Regions from separate parts of the Mus musculus genome. Here region 2 is linked to region 1. A link is a loop called in an ENCODE intact Hi-C map of the cell type or tissue named here. Cell type or tissue: gastrocnemius. All regions are shown on one strand. Each heading gives the region's core, and the rest is flanking DNA. Links, peaks and the distances in the headings are about the cores only. Region 1 overlaps Cuedc1 (CUE domain containing 1). Region 2 has its middle 8.5 kb from the start of Vezf1.

The links. Peaks named below come from ENCODE experiments on the same cell type or tissue, not always from the same donor. Only the 100,000 strongest peaks of a DNase experiment are listed, where the experiment ranks them.
Region 2: a loop joins it to region 1, with 5 times the contacts of the local background. A loop is called at or near these places in 39 of 42 quality-filtered maps.

What each region holds. Positions count from the first base shown.
Region 1 is chr11:88,183,264-88,193,060 of GRCm38, forward strand. Cuedc1 (CUE domain containing 1) reads left to right here. Exons shown (of 11, transcript NM_198013.3): 5 at 1-168; 6 at 1,371-1,454; 7 at 3,798-3,869; 8 at 4,731-4,824; 9 at 5,520-5,578; 10 at 6,792-6,862; 11 at 9,334-9,797. The coding sequence ends at 6,859. Among named protein-coding and RNA genes, the nearest start is that of Mrps23, 16 kb to the right of the region's middle. In gastrocnemius, for the core only: a CTCF peak has its summit at 4,541; a DNase peak (open chromatin) is centred at 4,558; H3K4me3 peaks cover 1,890 bases; H3K27ac peaks cover 5,827 bases.
Region 2 is chr11:88,054,887-88,064,683 of GRCm38, forward strand. No RefSeq gene overlaps it. Among named protein-coding and RNA genes, the nearest start is that of Vezf1, 8.5 kb to the right of the region's middle. In gastrocnemius, for the core only: CTCF peaks have their summits at 4,376 and 7,523 (motif pointing right); a DNase peak (open chromatin) is centred at 4,473; H3K27ac peaks cover 3,587 bases.

The sequences.
Region 1 (9,797 bases), core at 1,050-9,049:
TGAGTGGAGAGGGAGGCCCACCTCCGGCGCCAGGGCCCATGGCCTGTGACCAAGACAGCCGCTGGAAACAGTACCTGGAAGATGAGAGAATTGCCCTCTTCCTGCAGAATGAGGAATTCATGAAGGAGCTGCAGCGAAACCGGGACTTCCTCCTCGCCCTGGAGAGAGGTGGGCACCAAGCCTCACCACGCAGAAGAGAGTGACAAGGGCAGGAGCCTCGGGCCTCCCTCAGGAGGCGTCCTGCTGGATGTGGGCATGCCAGGCACTTTCTAACCTGCTTGAACTTGGGCCTCCCTGGGTCATTCAGGAGCTCCGGGTTTCAGTGCGGGTTGGGGACACCTGAGAACCCAGAGGAAGAGGGTGTGCTCACTGGGCCATTTCCCCTGCCCTGCATATCTGTTTGAGCTCAGCATTAATTAGTCTACGCTTGAGAGACAGGGAAAGAAATGCTGCCTTTCCTACCAACCTCTAGCTACAAGTCAAGGATACCATGTCTTGATCCCTGTGGACAAGGTGACTGGCTTTATGGGTGACAGAATGGGAGGGTCCTGAATGGAGGTTAGAGCAGGATATTTGCATGATCAATGGATGGGTCACCCTGCTCCCCAACCTGGCTGCTTTTCCTTTTGAGGTAAAGTTTGGAGACAGGGCTGAGGAGGTGGGCTTGTCACAGAGGGAAGGAGGGAGAGGGGAGGGAAGGGAGGGAGTCTGAGGTGTTGGGGAAGAAGGAAGCAAATTGTACTGCTGGCTTGCTGGGCTGGAGGAAGCAGGCCTACAGGCAGGAAAAAAAAATGGTGTGACTAGAGCCAGGCAGTGGTGGTGGTGGTGGTGGTGCACACCTTTAAACCCAGCACTCAGGAGGTAGAGGCAGGTGGATCTCTTGAGTTCGAGGCCAGCCTGGACTACAGATAGAGTTTCAGGACAGCCAGGGCTACACAGAGAAACCCTATGTCAAAAAGCAGAACAAAACAAAACAAAACAAAAAGAGGGGGGGCTTGGCTTGGCTGAACATGTAGCTGATACCTGCAAGCCCAGCGTTAAGGACACAAAGGAAGGAGAACCATGAGTTCCAAGAGAGCCTGGGCTCCATATTAAGACCCTAAGACAATACAATCAAATAGGTTTGGGGTCTCAGAAAGCTGCTAATTCTGACATTCCAACATTGCAAATGCTTAGTAGGTAGTTGTTTCTATTATCACAAGTTCTTCAAGAGCTGGTAGGTGTGTGTGTGTGTGTGTGTGTGTGTGTGTGTGTGTGTGTGTGTGTATGTATACTTGTGTGCTTCGGGGGATTCAGTCTCCTGCGGCCTTCAGTGTGCCCCCGGGCACCCTGGAGCTCACTTCCCTGACAGAATCTGTCTCCTTCTCCAGACCGATTGAAATATGAATCCCAGAAATCCAAATCCAACAATGCGGCGGTTGGAAATGACGGTGGCTTTCCCTCCTCTGTCCCCGGTAAGCTTGCTGTCCCGAGAGAGGGCCTGCGGGGCTCACTGGGCCCACGCCCCAACTTTATCTTCAATATTGAGAACTTAGCGGTAGAATGAGGAAACAGACCAAGGGTGGGACCCGAGGCCCTTCAGCAAGCAAGAAGGGATAGATAGATCTCCTGTGGAGTGAGATATCCCCTTCACTGAGTGGACTTAGGCTCTCGCTGTCCTGGGAGCTGTAGGTTACCTACCACAGGCTGGCTGACCTCCCAACTATTTCTGGATCTTGTCCTACCAGAGGACACACCGAACCATGTCATGTCTCTTAATAGCAACTGCGAGGACGAAGGCCGTAGAGTCTTGTGAGGTTTGTCTTAATGAGGCTTAATGCCTAATTAGTACACCAGCAACGGCAAGGCATACATGTTGACTGTATCCAGTCCACGGAGAGAGAGAGGGTGAGCTTAATCTGGGAAGGGTTCATTCACTTAAGTAGCTGCAGGCTCTCTGCCCTGAGACACCCACTGCCGTGTGTGGGAAAGAGAAATTCTGTGTATGATGTGCAAGATGCTTTAACAAGAACTGCCAGAGAAGGGGCCAGAGAGATGGCTCAATCAATGGTTAAGAGCAGTGGCTGCCCTCCCCCCCCAACCCCCGCCCCCCAAAAAAAAAAGAAAGAAAAAGAAAAGAAAAAGCCGGGCATGGTGGAGCACACATTTAATCCCAGCACTCAGGAGGCAGAGGCAGGTGGATTTCTGAGTTCAAGGCCAGTCTGGTCTTCAGAGTGAGTTCCAGGACAGCCAGGGCTATACAGAGAAACTCTGTCTCGAAAAACCAAAAAAAGAAGAAGAAGGAGAAAGAGAAGGAGGAGGAAAAGGAGGAGGAGGAGGAGAAGGAGGAGGGGGAGGGGGAGGAGGGGGAGGAGGAGGAGGAGGAGGAGAAGAAGAAGAAGAAGAAGAAGAAGAAGAAGAGGAGGAGGAGGAGGAGGAGGAGGAAGAAGAGGAAGAGGAGGAGGAGGAGGGGAGGAGGAGGAGGAGGAGGAGCAGTGGCTGCTCTTCCAGAGATCCTGAGTTCAATTCCCATCAACCATATGTTGGCTCACACCATCTATAATGGAATTAGATGGCTTCTTCTGTCATGCAGGCATACATGCAGATAGAGTACTCATAAGTATAAACAAATATCTTAAAATTCATTAAAAAAACAAAACAGAGGGCTAGAGAAGCAGGGTTTTATAGTCTCTCCTATGACCGCCTCTCCAACTCATTTCAGACTACATGTGACTTCCCTTCAGTGCCAGCAGCACTGGGGCTGACAGGCCAGAGTGAGGACTGTATTAGTAAGATGTATAGACTATAGCAGAGCTTAGATTGGGAGTGTGAACAGAGACTCTGTATTCATCCTTGGCTCCTGGACTCTGAATCTTGGGTCAGTTCCTGCTATCACCCCATATCCATATTTAAAAGGGATCAGCCGTGTGTTTTTCAGGAGCAGACCCTCCGTCCCACAGCTGAGCTGGGAAGGCAAGAACAGAAGGGTAAGGTGCCCCCGCTAATCCCAGCTCAGAGAAAGAAAATCCCATAGAACTGATTCCTAAGCAAGCAGCCAGGAGCTTAGGCCTCACCAGATGTTCAGCTGGGAGTTTTCTTGTCCTTGATTCCAAATTAACAAGGGACACTGGAGCTGCTGAACTGGATCAGAGTGACTGAAAGGGAAGTTAGCAGACAAGGTGACTCGGGATGAGCCAAGTTACAGGACGGTGAGCTGCAGCCCAAGGATCCTGAGAGACCCACGCAGGTGGCTCACTGCGTTCTGACTCTTGGCTGAGCCCTGCTCTTGTTCCCGTTCAGCATCTGGGAGGCGTTCTTGGCTCTCTGTCCTTTCTGCTTCAATTCACGAGAGTTAGGATGCACAGAGGGTCATGATGTGCTGGCAAATGGTTAACCTTCTGCTCTGGGTGCAGGAGAAGGCTGATATGCAGGCTGGGGGGATTTCCGAGACATAGATCTCCCTACCAGCTCACTTCAAACCACCATCATGGCTTTGAGGACATGGGACTGCTAGAGAGGCTGGAACCCAAGGCCAGCCAGTTTCCCATACGTGCAGCAGATCTTAAGGCTGCCCTTGTTTGCTCCGAAGAGGAAAATGTACCTTGCAAGAAAGAAGTACTCTTGCAACTTGCCTTAAACTCCTATAGCAGGGAAGAAGCCGGGACTTGTTCTGTAATAAGAGAACAGACAGAAACAGGGATGGAGGGTATCCTCTGACCTCCTTCCCTAGAGCCTTGGCCAGGTGCTCACTCTATCTCTTAGTGGGACCTCGGAGACCCAATGGGCCTGGTCCCTCAGCAGGTGTCTCCTCCTTCCAGGAACCAGTGAAACCAACCCCACTGTGTCAGAAGATGCCTTATTCAGGGACAAGTTGAAACACATGGGAAAATGTGAGTCTTGCCCCTTTTCCCCTCCTTGTCCCAGCTCTCTTGAGGCAGGCCCTGTGGCCTCATGAGAGGGAGAGAGCCCCCCCTTCCCCCCCCCGGAAGATTTTTAATGCTATTGACTCTTGCTGAACTCCGGGTGACATTTTAATCACAGGCTAGCTCCCTCAGCCTTCCTGCCTTACTTTATTCTGCAGCTGAGTCTGGAGACAAATTAAGTTTAAATCCTCTTGAGCCAGCTGTCTGTTGGAAAATAATGTGTGTCGGTGTTCACATTCTCTGTGGCGTGAGGACTTGGCCGAGACTGGAGTCACTGGCTGAGTCTGCTTTCTGTGGGAATGGCAGACATTTTGGGATAGGGGAACCTCGCCCCACTGCCCGCTTTTTTTTGTCATCCTCCCGTCTCCAGTCTCATAGACCCATAACCAGCGGGGATGAGGCTGGAGCCTTTCAAGGTTTTATTTCAGGGAAAATTTCCGATGACTCATGGAAATCCTAGGACCAACTGTGGAGGTGGCTGGGGAGGGGCGGGAAGGCCGTGGCAGCCAGCAGCGGGAAAGAAAGCCAGGAGCCGTGGTTGTGTGGTTGTCCGCCTCTAGGGAAGGAATACCCGGATCTTGGTCTGGAGGCAGGCTGCTGTGTACTTGACGAGTGCTGGCCTGTGCTGCCCCCGGAGGCCGACCTGGGATGGCGCACTTGCTCCCTAGGTGGCACTGGTGTCTGCTGTTCCTGTCACTTTCCTCTTCCCAGTCCCCACCCAAGGGGCCTGGTGTGGCGCTCTGCCTGGCTGCCCCCAAACCTGGAGGGAAGCCATCTGATGCTCTGGCTCTCTGGAGCATTAAGGGCTCACGAGTCTTTCTGCCCCAGCTACGCGCAGGAAGCTGTTTGAACTCGCCCGAGCCTTCTCCGAGAAGACCAAAATGAGGAAGTCAAAGAAGAAACATTTACCGAAGCTTCAGTCGTATCCTTCTGCTTGGCCCTGGGGTGGGGTGGGGAGCACTGACAACAGTGATGGAGATCCCGGCTGAACCTTCCTCGGGAGTGGGATGCGGCTCTGCGGCCGCCCCTCCTTGATTTGTGAACCAGGAAACCCCGTCATCAGCTCCTGTGTTCCTTTCCCCGGGGACACCGTCCTTCCAGTGCCTTCTTTACTTTTGGCCTTAAGTCATCTGCATTTTGGGAGAAAGACATCGTCTTCCTATTGAAATCACCGAGTCTTCCCCTAATTTTACTAGAACTGGTTCATAGGTCCCTGCAGCTGTGTCTCCAGAGGCCTGCTTTTTTTTTTTTTTTTTTTTCCTCCACTTTTGGCTTTTTGAATGAAAAAAAGTTTCCCTGTCTTCACACCAAAGTTCTCATCCGTGCTTATCCACAGGGCCCTGGATATTGAAAACTGAGTAGTTGAAGGAGAACGGGGGAAATGTCACTCTCCCTGTCCCTAGTGATGGGGGCAGAGTAAAGGGGTCGGGCCTGGCTAGCTGGTCCATTGATCCCAGGAGAGGGTCCTGGAAGGGACACCATTAGGCAGTTTGGGAACGGGAGGGATAGTAGAAGCCTCTGAGGTTGGTGGGTTATCAGGACAGAGCACAGGCAGATTGAACAAGCTGTCGCAGTACCCATCCGTCTCTAGAATAGTTTTCCTGAACAGTCCGGCAGGCTGGGGGCTGCTGCATCCACAGCCAACCTCCTGGATGACGTGGAGGGCCATGCTTACGGTGAGGCAGGTCAGGGGACGTTGAAGTCTAAGTTGCTTGGGATGGGTGACCCTTCAAGAGGAGGTCCTGAGGGTCTAATATTCAGCAAGGGAGCACTCAGTCTGGGGGACATGTCAGGGGTTGGCAGACAGGTGGCCCACAGAAATGTGGTCCCTTGTCATGAGGTGCACACACTGACACCTGCTTCCCATCATCCCTGAAGAGGAACCCAGGGTGCCAGGCACTATTCCCAGAGAATGGTCCCTAGGGAATGAGGGATAGACTGGCAGACCTCATACACAGACAACCATAAATTAGAAAGGCTCAGTCTAGCATGCAGCAGTGGTACACACCTTTAATCCCAGCACTTGGGAGGCAAAGGCAGGCAGATCTCTGTGATTTCAAGGCCAGCCTGGTCTACAGAACGAGTTCCAGGACAGCCAGGGCTACATAGAAAAACCTTGTCTTGTAAAACCAGAAGAAGGGGACTGGAGAGATGGCTCAGCAGTTAAGAGCACTGGCTGTTTTTCCCTAGGGCTTGTGTTCAATTCTCAGCAACTACATGATGGCTCACAACCATCTGTAATGAGGTCTGATTCCCTCTTCTGGCATTTGGGCACACATGTGGACAGAACACTCATATCCATTAAATAAATAACTAAATAAAGATAAATACTATATCTTTTTTATATTAAAAAAAGGAAAACCAGAAGAAAAAGTAAAAAAAGGAAAGAAAGAAAGAAAGAAAGAAAGAAAGAAAGAAAGAAAGAAAGAAAGAAAGAAAGAAAGAGAGAGAGAGAGGGAAATGAAAGAAAAAGAAAGAACTTTTTACCCAGCCCCTTCTAAAGGTCATAAGGGGTCAAAAGACCTCTCTAGGCCAATCATGGATGAACCCTCAGCATTAGGCTCTTAAAGGGTCAGGAGACACCAGATACAAAGACCAGAGGGCCCTGAGGTCTTCTGGATAGTCTATCACTCCTATCCTGCTTGATAGATTAGAAAAACCAGGGCCCAGACAAGGGTGAGACTTGGCCAAGGCCACAGTGCTCAGTGGTAGAGTCAGGCCAGCGCCCAGGTTGCCTCTGCCTCTTTTACTGTACCCGCATACTGCTGCTTGCGGTGTCAAGATCCAAGCAAAGGGTCAGAGGTCAAGCAGCTCCCCTGCCCAGCCTGAGGATGGGCCCACATGAGGTTCTGCAGAGTGGAAGATGAGGCCTTTCCCTTTGCCTTTCAGAGGAAGACTTCCGGGGTAGGCGGCAGGAGGTGCCTAAGGTGGAAGAGGCCCTAAGAGAAGGACAGTAAGAGGTAAGGCTTGGGACCACAGTTTCCAGGGGCAGCTAGGGCAAAGGCCTATTACCCATCATGGGTACTTCAAGGATCCAGAGGTGCTGGGCTGGAACATCAAGTATCAGTGGCCTTTTCTTGTTTTCTTGTGGCAGGGCACATGGTTTCCCCCTGTAAACCAGCATCTCTCTATCTCTATCTCTATCTCTATCTCTATCTCTATCTCTATCTCTATCTCTATCTCTATCTCTATCTCTATCTCTATCTCTATCTCTCTCTCTCTCTCTCTCTCTCTCTCTCTATCTCTATCTCTATCTCTATCTCTATATCATCTAACCCTACTACCTTTGCACTGGTTATATAAATGAGGCTGGCTTTGAACTTCAGACCCTCCTGTCTCCACTTCCCAAGCACTGGGATTACAGACTTGCTGTCTCACTCCTGGCTTTTGTACTTTTAAGAGTTTGGTTATTTATTCATTTATTTATCTGACAAACAATAATCACGCCTGCCTTCGACAGATGCCCTGACCAGAAAACCAAACCGGCTTTTGACCTTGAATAGTTTGCAGCCCCACTGACAAGACATTTCCAGGACACACAGTGACTATTAAGAGGATAACGTAAGAAACACTGTGGTTGTCGTTCAGAACTGTGTCCAGTGTTCTGCTGACGCTGGATGGTCAGGGACCTGCTAAAGGTCGGGAGATGGTCCCCTGGAATGGCTGCTTCTGTCTGGAGCCTCAGGGTTGGGCTGTCTCTCCTCCAGGCTCCTCTCTAAACTCATGGGGGGGGGGGTGTACCAGGGAATGCCAGTATCTCCTGCAGGACTAGGCATGCGTGCGCCTCTCCAGGTGCCTCTGGAGCCTCAGGGTTGGGCTGTCTCTCCTCCAGGCTCCTCTCTAAACTCATGGGGGGGGGGTGTACCAGGGAATGCCAGTATCTCCTGCAGGACTAGGCATGCGTGCGCCTCTCCAGGTGCCTCATCCCCCAGTGAGAAGCTGTTCTCCCATCCACCTGCTTTGCCTGCCCAGCTGCTCTCCTGCTCCCCACACTCAGCATCTTTTCGGCTTTCTTGAGCTGTGGTGCAGCAGTTTTGGCCCTGTTTCCACCTACAGAGGAACAGATGTTCTTCCTATAGTAGTTGTGGAGATGACATAATCCAGGCAACAGAGGGCATGGTCAGCAAAAGCAGGCACCGCCTTCTCCCATCTTGTCCCCCTTCCACATTCTTCTCTCCCTTCAGCTCTCTTCCATGCTTTCCCCGGATTCCCTCACACACAGAGCTGCACCCCAGCAAGGGCAACTAGGGAACTATCCCCACCTGTGCCCCTTCTGCCATCCCACTGGTCCCCAGGGAAAAGGCGGTCCTCCCAAAGCCAACTCATCTTGGATCATGCTCATCACTTTTGAGCTTCCAACTTGTTTCCCCTCCCAGCTCCGCACTGTGAAAACCAGATTGCCCAGTGTCTGTTGCAACCCTACAGGCTCCAGAAAGGGACTGAATCAAGGTGGTCTGTCACCTGCCAGCTCCAGGGCCTGCTGTGCATTCTGATGCTCCCTTCCACAGTCGAGGCCTGGTTTGCCTATCACCTCAGCATCCCTGGCTTTTCTTCTGACTCCTGGGAGCTGGTCTTCATCAATGCCTATTCATTGCTCTGCCTCTACCTCTCTTCAGTTTTCTCCCTTCCCTCTCAAAGGACCCGCCTCCCCTCTTCCACAAGAGCTGCTCTTCCAGATCTGTTGAGTCCCTGCTGCATCCTCTGGTCTCTACAGTGTGTCTGTCCATCCTGTCAGCTCACTGCAAACTAGTCTCTCCTCCCTGTTTTCTTCCTCCTAGCTTTTTCCATCAGTCTTGACAGACTACCACTCATGTCTCCATTGCCCTACCTGTTAATTCTTTTACCAACCCGCCCCCTGCTTTTTGATATTTTTCAAGACAGTGTTTCTTTGTGTGGCTCTGGCTGTCCTGGAGCTAGCTCTGTAGATCAGGCTGGCCTTGAACTCACAGAGATCAGCCTGCTTTGGCTTCCGGAGTGCTGGCATTAGAGGTGTGTGCCACCACCACCCTGGCCACCAAACACCACCTCTGTGCTTTTTTTTCCCTGTGTCTTCTGAACAAAAGTCCTATGAACTCAGTCTGGTGCCTGAGGCCCACTGAATTCTAGTCTGGGATGACTTTTCTGCCCCTTCAAATCCTCGGATTTAGTGTAGCTCCTTGAAGCTACTAACAGGACTCAGGGGTGGGGCAGTCTCCCACCTGTGAGGCCTCCCCATGCAAAAGCTTCCTTTCCACTTCCATCTCCTCCCACTCCACGTCTAGCTGCTAAGGTCCCTGCAGTTGAGCAGTGGGTATGATCCAAGGCAGAGTTCCAGAATGATCTAGAACCTCCGGCAAGAGGAGGAGGAGCCTCATATTCTCCGGTGGCGGGGAAAGCCGGTGACGGAGGAGCTCCTTTGATGAAAAAACGTCTCATTCTCTCTACTCCCCAGGTGCCAGCAGCTTCACCTTGCCAGAGATGCTCTGACTGGGTGGGGGCAACCAGAGAGCAGCACCAGTGCCCTCCAGCTGCAGCCCAGACAGACGGTGCTCGCACACCAAGGCTCAGGCTTCTTCAGCCACACAGCCCAGCCCAGCCACTGCCGCTTTCCACAGACAGGACTTAGAACTTTCAGAGCTGCTTATGATTGGAGGAGGGGCCTGGAGCCTTCGAGACAGCAGCCAGCCAGCCACAAACCCCATTTGTAGTCTGGCTCCTCTATAGGGGATGAGCAGAAATGCAGGAAACCCCCCCCCCTTTCCAGAAAGAAAGAAAGAAAGAAAGAGAGGAAGAAGAAGGATCCCAAGGTTCCAGTTAGGAACTGACAAGATGACCCATGTGGAGATTCTTTGGGCCTGAAGAGAGTTCGGTTTCTTTCCTATCTCTCCTGACCTGCCACAGTGGGTCCGATCTATA
Region 2 (9,797 bases), core at 1,200-9,199, 130 kb before region 1:
GATCACCTACACTGTTGGATGGTTGGGTAAGTTTTCTGCCTGTAATCCTGAGCAATGCCCTTTTCGGCTTACAGCTTAAGTACAACTTTTATAAGTTAAAAGTAACACAAGGGCCAGGCGTGGTGGCCCACGCCTTTAATCCCAGCACTCGTGAGGCAGGCGGATTTCTGGCCAGGCCAGCCTGGTCTACAAATTGAGTTCCAGGACAGCCAGAGCTATACAGAGAAACCCGAGGAAGTGAGTATACTTTAGAGCCTTTTTTCTTGGGAGATTTAGGAATGATATTTCAATATTGCTAATGAACTTTTAAAGATAATGTGCACCCAAACCCTGTCAGGTTAGCTATATTGTATGCAGGCAGTATGCTGTGATCAAAAGTCAACCCCATTCTTTTGAAGAGTTTAACTTACTGACATTTTAAGAGCTGGGGATTACTGAGAATGAAAGGTTATTACCATTAGCTTCTTTGTCTCAATTTTATACCACAGCCACACCTCACCCCCACCCCCACCCCGCCAAAACAAACAAAAAGAACATCCAAAGCCCACAGACTTAATGACATAAATTTACCACCTTTTGGAAATAAAACTTGGCTGTGGGAATACCTAAAACTTACAAAACTTGTCACTTGGAAAATAGGATGTTAAAAGTGGACAAATTATTTTTGCAGTCAACATTGATCAGATTTATATAATAGGTATTTCTCTGCTTATTAAGTTACGTTGGGGGCTACATGAGGCTGCAAGGTTGAACTCTTAAGCAATGTATGGTTATATACACCAGTAACCAGGGCATTTGGATAAGCTCTTGTAAGGTTGCTAACTGAAGGCCAGCTGTGTCTATAATGGGAACATATGAAAGGCATTCTGAATTCACACCGACTCCAGAATTTCCTTTGCAATGATTCTTTTAATAAGTCTACACCTTTGTCTTAGGTATATACTGCCCTTTTCCTTTTTTTTTTTTTTTTTTTTTTGCATGTGCAGTAGTACTGGGGACTGAACCTAGGACCTCACATATGCTAGGCAAGCACCTTACCACCGAGCTTCATGCTCAGCCCTTGCCCCTTTCCTATTACCACTCTAATGTCCCTTGATAAACTCCAGCTTTGCCATTACACCTTCTTGGTAAAAGAAGGGCTGAGTTTAGATTACTAAAATGTCAGGTATAGCAAAAATTATTTCTTGAAGTATTAGAGGACCTTATGAGTTAAGTTGGGGCCAGAGCAATTAGGGTTGAGTTGTTTGAACCGTCAAAAGGAAACCTAAAAGGGTCTGTGAAGTCCTTTGCTAACATACTTATTTCCACCAGTAACAGCATGTCATAGACAACTTTTAAGCTACAGAATACTTAAGAGTGACATCACAGCTGGGTGTGGTGGCGCATTCCTTTGATCCCATAGGCAGAGGCAGGCGGATTTCTGAGTTCAAGGCCAGCCTGGTCTACAAAGTGAGTTCTAGGACAGCCAGGGCTATACAGAGAAACCCTGTCTCAAAAAAAGAGTTACATCACATTTTAAGACTCTAGAAATATGAAATTTTAAGTTGTACAATAGATATTGTTATAACTAAAACAAATGGCCTTCCCCTAACCCCCTTAAGTTGGCAAAGTAAATTTCAGAAAGGTAATAGCCAAGTTCATCTTTGCCTCAGTGCCACCATGCCTATTGACTTGAATCAGACTAGCTCTTGGGGGTTTCATTTGTTTGAAATAAGGTCTCACTCTGGCTGATCTCAACTTGAAATCCTCCCAAGTGTGAGATTATACACAGTTGCCTCATTAGTAGTCTTAACCTCCTTCAAAACATTTTTTTCTTTTTTTTTTTTATTCGTTGAGACTGGGTTTGTCTGTGTAGCCTTGGCTATCCTGGAACTCAGCTCTAGATTAGGCTAGATTCCAAATCAAGATCCACCTGCCTCTGCTTCCCAAGTGCTGGAATTAAAGCACTCACTGCCTGGCTAGTGCTTCAAATCTTAAATGTCCTCATGAGGTCAGCTCATTGTTGAACTTTAAAAATTAACAAGCTAAACAAAGCCTTTTGAATTAATAAAAAACATGTGCATGAGTGCATGTCTCTGTACCACGTGTGCAGTGTCTATGGAGGCCATAAGCAGGTATAGGATCCACTGGGACTAGAGTTGCATGTGATCCTCCATGTGGATGCAGAAAATCAAACCCAGATAACTCTGGAAGAGCACAGTACTTTAAACTCTGATCTATCTCTAGCACTTGCTAATAAACACTTAATTGTACTTTTTTCCAAGATGTATTTAAAAAGATTTATGTATATGACTGTTCTGTTTTCATGAACATCAGAAGAAGGAATCAGATCCCATTACAGATGGTTGTAAGCTACCATGTAGTGCTGGAAATGAACTCAGGACCACCTCTGGAAGAGCAGCCAGAGCTCTTTTAATTGCTGAACCATCTTTTCAGCCCCTATTTTAATGTTTTTATATGTTCAGGCTTTGTGGGATTTTAGTAACTGTATTTTCCAAGAACCAAATTCAGTGCTGTTGAAAGTTTATAAATTTGGCAGAAATGATATAGCAGTATAGACATCTTATTTCCTAAGCTGTGGATTAACTGAGTAGATTATAAAGTATTTTACTCCTAACATTGGGTCACATATCTCAGCTGTCCTGATGGCAACATGCCAGGATTGGTGGTAAACACTAATGATCCAAGCCTTCCAATGTCATTATGAACTAGCTCTTCAGTGAGACCCACTAGTAGGTGGTTTTAATGTGGTGATATCTGTTATCCCCACTGTTAAGCACTAGGAAGCTAAGGCAAGACAGGCAGCTACACAGTGACAGTTGGTCTTTTGGCTAATTGATTTTTTACTTTTTGAGACAGTTTATGTAGTGCTTGCTATATTGGAATTCTGTAGAACAGGCTGGCCTTGAACTCAGAGATCTGCCTGCTTCTGCCTCCCCAGTACTGGGATCAAAAGCATGTTCTACCATGCCCAGTGACAGCTTATTTTTAAGAAATTGAGGGGACTGGAGAGATGGCTCAGTGGTTAAGAACACTGATTGCTCTTCCAGAGGTCCTGAGTTAAGTCCCCAACAACCACATAGTGGCTCACAACCATCTGTAATGGGGATCGGATGCCCTCTTCTGGTGTCTCAAGACAGTGACAGTATACTCATACATAAAATATATCTTAAAGAAAAAAAGGAAATTGAGGGCCTTGTCTGAAAACTAAGTGGTTCTATTAAGTCTCATTTTCCCCCAAGTTTCTTACAGAGGAAGCCTAAATATGGCCTTGTGAATTTAGTGGCCCTTCCTCCGAATCCTTGCAGATTCTTCAGTAGTTTTCTTTTTTTTTTTTTTCTTTTCTTTCTCTTTCTTTTCCTTTCCTTTTCTTCTTTTCTTTAACAGGGTTTCTCTGTGTAGCCCTGGCTGTCCTGGAACTCACTTTGTAGACCAGGTTGGCCTCGAACTCAGAAATCGCCTGCCTCTGCCTCCCAAGTGCTGGGATTAAAGGCGTGCGCCACCACACCTGGCTCTGTATTTTTCTTTTTGTTGGACTTGATATCTTTACAGCAATTCATACATTAAACGTATAAGGTTATGTTGGGCTTGGAAAAGTCTTACTTCAGGATCCTGGCACTAGTCTTCAGACTAATAGAACAAGAACAAACTTAGGCAGTTAATTTGAAGCCACACAGCCCAGAAAACAGATATTTGACTCCTCATACTCAAATTGCCACAACAGCCCATTTCTTTTTAAACATTCTTCCATCTGACTGGAAAGATGGCTCAGTGGTCAAGACCACTTCATGCCCTTCCAGAGGTCCTGCATCTGCCTGTAACTCCACCTCCAGGAAATCTGAGACCTTTTTTGGCATATATGTAAAAGCAAGCTTTAAACAAAATTCAGATGAAACCACAACTAAGTGCCAGGCATGGTGGTAGCAGTAGATGAGATGGGTCTTTGAGCTTCAGGACAGGCTAGTCTCCATAGTGAAGTTCAGGATAGCTGGAGCTTACACAGTGAGCCATAATCACTATCCCTAGATTAGTTAGTAGCTGAAAAAATTTTTGAACTAGTGGCATTCCTGCTTTATGCCTGTTTAATTATGTCACATGTATCCATTAAATGCATTTTCTTTAGATTACTCTAATTTTCATGTGTATTTGCCCTTGGCCAGCTATTAGCTCTTGGAGGCCTTTTTTTTTTTTTGGTGTCTCAATTAAGATTTTTTTATGTATGTAAATGTTTTGCCTCTATGCATGTATATGTGTCACATGTCTTGTGCTTACTGCAAGACATCTTTCCCTCTCAGTCTCCCTCCCTCCCCCTTTCTAGACCTCCCTTCCAATTGGGAGTTCAGAAGTAACTAAAGTGCGCACCACCTGTAATATCTACTTAATGCCACCAGGGTGTCTCATGGTGCTGTCTGATCTGTGTTCTTATCCCTGGCCTTAGCTCAGAGCCCAGCTCCAAGACAGTGAAATGCTTGACTTCCTGGCTTTACAGTGTACAGACAGTTCAGCTCAGGAAAACCTTTGCCCTTTTTTTGGCCAGGTCATTCAGAGGTTGGACTTGCCAGCCAGCCACTCAGTAACTAGGCAGCAGCCCTATAAAAGCCAAAGAAGGGGCTGGCAAGATGGCTCAGTGGTTAAGAACACTGACTGCGTTCTGAGTTCAATTACCAGCAACTACATGGTGGCTCACAGCCATCTACAATGGGATCTATTGCACTCTTCTGGCATGCAGGTGTACATGGAGACAGAGCACTCATATACATGAATATTAAAAAAAAAAAAAAAGCCAAAGAACCTGCCAGTGGTAAGTATCAAAAGATCCCTACTTGGTGTTTTTGTTTTTGTGATAGGGTCTTCTGCTATCTAGCCTGATCTCAAATTTGCTATGTAGTTGAAAATGACTTTTGATCTTTCTGCCTACTCCCCTCAAGTGCTAGGGACTAGAGACAGTTTGTGTGGTACTGGGAGTGGAACCAGGACTCTTAGATGTTAAGCAAGCAAACATTCTACCAACTGAGCTAGAGCTCCAGCTTCTACATTGACTGAGTATACATTAAAGTTTATATGAGATCTACAAAAGCAAACCCACAGAGTTTCTCTGTGTAGCCTTGGCTGCCTGACTGTCCTAGACCTAACTCTGTAGAACAGGCTGGTCTCCTAAGTTACAAAGATCTACCTGCCTCAGCAAGTGCTGGGATTGGAGGCCTGGGCCACCATTGCCCATCCCCAAATTGAATTGTTATCAGCTGAGATAGGTGAGTTGTTAAGTTGGTATGCTAAACTTGCCAATTTTCAGTATGCAGTCAAAATGTTTGCATTCTACAGCCTACAACTGATTAAAATTCATGTCAACTGGGAAGGTTGTCATTGAGATGCCCTGACTAGCTTTTCAAAATGTTCAATGCATCCTTCTATTTTGAATTCTGATCATGGCCTGATTGGGGACTATGTCTAAACAATTTCTTTTTAAATGATATCTGGAGGGCTGGGTGACTCTTGAAGCTGTATGAGTATACTGCTGTTGTGAAATGCTGGGTTTATGATGTCACTTTCTCTTCTTGAGTTCCCTTAAATGTGTCTCCAACTCAGAACACTTCAACACATTGTTAGTGTTTTTGGTTTTGTTTTAAATTTGATTTTATGTATATGGATATTTTGCCTGCTTGTATGTCTGCATTGCTTGAATGCCTAGTGCCTAAAGAGATCAGAAGGGTGTCTGTCATATTCCCTGCCACTGGGTTTGTAGACAGTTGTGAGCAAGATGTGGGATCTGGGAATTGAACTTGAGTCCTCTGAAGAGCAGCCAGTGCTCTTAGCAGCTGCTGAGCCACCTTTCCAGCCCATTAAAAAAATTTTTTGTTTGTTTGTTTGTTTTTTGAGACAGGGTTTCTCTGTGTAGCCCTGGCTGTCCTGGAACTCACTCTATAGACCAGGCTGGCCTCGAACTCGGAAATCTGCCTGCCTCTGCCTCCCAAGTGCTGAGATTAAAGGCTTGCGCCACCACGGCCTAGCTAAAAATTTTATTACATTATATTACATTACATTATATGTACATTATATTACATTACATTATATGTATATGTGGAAAGTCAGAGGACAACTAGTGGGAATTTTCTCTTTTTAATGGGAGCCTTAGGGATCTGACTCAGGCTGTCAAACTGTCAAACTTAGTGACAACAGTGTCTTACCTACTGAGCACCCACACACACACACACACATACACCTGTTCTTTGAATTCTGGGGATCAAGCAAAATTCCTTATCTATGCTAAAGAAGTGTTGGATCTCTCCCACCTATGAACCTCCCATCTTACCATTGGTCAGGTTAGCTTGAATTTTTACAGTTCTCTGATGAGAAGATTAGTCATATCAGATCATATGGATTGTGGAACTTTTGTTTGTTTGTTTGTTTAAAGACTGGGTCTACTATATAGTCCTGCCTGTCCTGGAACTTACTGTGTAGACCAGGCTGGCTTCAGACTCAGAGATCTGCCTGCCTTTGCTTCCCAAGTGCTGGGATTAAATGCATGTGCTACCATGCCCAGCTTATATATAGTTTTTAAGAGAGCAGAGTAATTGTTTTCATTGAAAGAGTTGTATATTGAACATATGTGGGAGCTTTCTCAGATGTTAGCATTAGTTTTATTAAGTATACCTATGTAGGTGGTCATAGACAAATTTCTCCAAGTTACTAATTCTAACACATAAGTACCACTAAGTGGTGTTTTCCATTCCAAACTATATGTAGTTTAATAAATAGTTCTGAAATAATTTTCATATAAGGAACATAACTACATTGTGACATTCTTGTCTAAAGTAAACACCAAAGGAAAAAAAAAAGCAGAAATAATGTATTACATTATTACAAAGCCAGCAGTGGGCTTTCACACGTAAAACGCATGAAGCATTTGCACTGCCTTGGGTTGACGACCATCTGTTCCCCATGCTTTCAGTGCTGAATGAAATTGGGGAGAAAATCAAAGGAGAGGTGGGAAGGGAAAGGAAGTTAGGGAAAGAGGAAACAGCTGTAAGGTAAGAAAGGCCCTACAGAGATTATAAAACAAAAGCAGGGCCAGATTAGGCCCTGAGACTAGATAGCTAGTTAACTTTTGTCAATTGAGAAGAGCTTTGTATACTTTGAGACAATATGTACTTCAAAAGCACTAGCTAGTCTTCTCAGTGTACCATAGTAACTAGTTCATTGAGTCAAAAGCTATCCTGCCCTCCTAGAATTTCTTCATACTGAGCAGAGAGCCTGTTGCCAATGTGTACACAAACTAAGGGTCAAATATTTTGACAACAGCAGGTACATATTACAATTTAAAGAGTGAATGGGGAGAGGTGGATGCTGAGTACAGCTTCAGCCACTGTAGCAATAGCTCCTGTACCTGCCCTTTTATTATATTTATGACTGAACAGTATAACAAAATGTAGTAGCTTATAGTTCAGAGACTCATGGTCAAACTTTTTTTTTTTTAAGATTTATTTTTATGAGTGCTCTATCTGCATGTATGCCTGCATGCCAGAAGAGGGCATCAGATCCCGGCATAGATGGTCGTGAGCTACCACATGGTTACAGAGAACTGAACTCAGGACCTCTGGAAGAACAAAGCTCTTAACCACTGAGCTGCCTCTCCAGCCCCAGAAACATTTTTTTTAAGGTACATTTATTTTATGAGTACACTATAGCTGTCTTCAGACACATCAGAAGAGGGCATCAGATTTCATTACAGATGGTTGTGAGCCACCATGTGGTTGCTGGGAATTGAACTCAGGACCTCTGGAAGAACAGTTAGTGTTCTTAACCGCTAAGCCATCTCTCCGGCCCCCAGAAACATTCTTGTTTTTCTTTTTTTTTTGTTTTTGTTTTTGTTTTTTGTTTTGCTTGTTTTCGAGACAGGGTTTCTCTGTATAGCCCTGGCTGTCCTGGAACTCACTTTGTAGACCAGGCTGGCCTCAAACTCAGAAATCCGCTTGCCTCTGCCTCCTGAGTGTTGGGATTAAAGGCATGCGCCACAACCCCCAGCAGAAACATTCTTTTTTTTTTCCCAAAGATTTATTTATTTATTTATTTATTTATTTATTTATTTATTTATTTATTTATTTATTTATTATATGTAAGTACACTGTAGCTGTCTTCAGACGCACCAGAAGAGGGCATCAGATCTCATTACGGGTGGTTGTGAGCCACCATGTGGTTGCTGGGATTTGAACTTCGGACCTTCGGAAGAGCAGTCGGGTGCTCTTACCCACTGAGCCATCTCACCAGCCCCAGAAACATTCTTAATAGAATTAATTCCCACTTCTGGAAACTGAGCCAGATCTTAGGTTTATCGGGTCTTCTGTTGTGTCCGTTGGCTTGTTTTCTAGACCAGAATAGCCTTTCAGATCCTAATCTGACTACTCTTCTGATGTCACTTCAGGACTTAGATTGTTGCCGTTCACATCTTTAACCCAGAGAGAGAGAGAGAGAGAGAGAGAGAGAGAGAGAGAGAGAGAGAGAGAGGAGAGAGAGAGAGAACGAACTTGCACTCAACACTGGTTTCGTGATTTCCTGTTTCTTTTACTACCAAAAATTGAGGGACAACCCACCTCAGCAGATTGGAAATCTAATTGGCCCAGTAGAAGAGAAACTGAAGAGAACTGTTGAAGTAAAGGTTGTTCACTAAAAAGCTTGCTTTCATTCCACTTATATAGAAACATTTAGAGAGGCATTACAATCAGTAAAAATCTTTATATGTGAATAGCATTTTTAGATTGGTGACACAATACTGGCTAATATCACTTTATTCTCAGGATATTTGGTGTAGAAGCAATAGCCACTGAGAAGGGTTCCTCCTCTAAGCAACTTTAAAAGTTTTGATGACAACCGAGCCTAAGCTTTGTGTTTTAGTCAGTCCTACCAGTTTGTAGGACTGTTAAGTCAGCCATTGCTCTAGGGACCTAGGGCGTCTAAGGGCAGTGAGGAGCAGGTGTCCAGAGGAGAAATGTTGGTGCCTGAATGTGTTTTCCAGATGTATTGAATTTCACTTAGTATATTTTTGACTTGTCTTAGTTTCTTTCCTGCTGTGGCCTATGCTATTTTGCTTGTGTTCAGTATTCCTTCTTGCTTACTGTTGCTTACTTAGGATTAAATTTAGGGCTAATCACATGCTAAGCAAGTGCTCTTTTTTTTTTTTTTTGGCGGGGGGTCTGAGATAGCGCTTCTCTGTGTAGCCCCACCTGCCATAGAACTCACTCTGTAAAGTATGCTGGCTGCAAACAAGAGACTCACCTGCCTCTGCCTCCCAAGTGCTTGTATCAAAGGCGTGCGCCACCACTGCCTAGCTTAGAGAAGAGCTCTACCACTGAGTTACATTCCCAACCCTTATTTGTGGACATTGCATCATCCAGGAATAAAATGGAAGCTAGCGTTTTGACATAAATGCTTTATTGGTGAAACTGATAGGTATGTTGTTGACTTTTGACAGTCAAAAAGGGTGATGTGTTTATGTGAGCTTAGACTCAGTTTTTGAAGTCTTGGGTCATGACCTTTGTAAAAAATGTGTTTTGATCACGTTTCTCAAATACCAGCTGGACTCTACTAGACATGTGAGTAGATTTGTTCCTTGTGACTATTACAGCTGTCAAGGAACTTAAATAGGTGTTCAGGAACAAAGAAATCTTTATTGTTTTCCTCGCCAGTTAAAACAGACAACTAGCAATGACACTTTAGCGTGGTTATCCAGTAGAAGGGAAGGAGAGTGCTTCTGCTGTCCTTCCAGGCAAGCCTTCCTTTCTTTTCTGGCAGGGCTACACTTT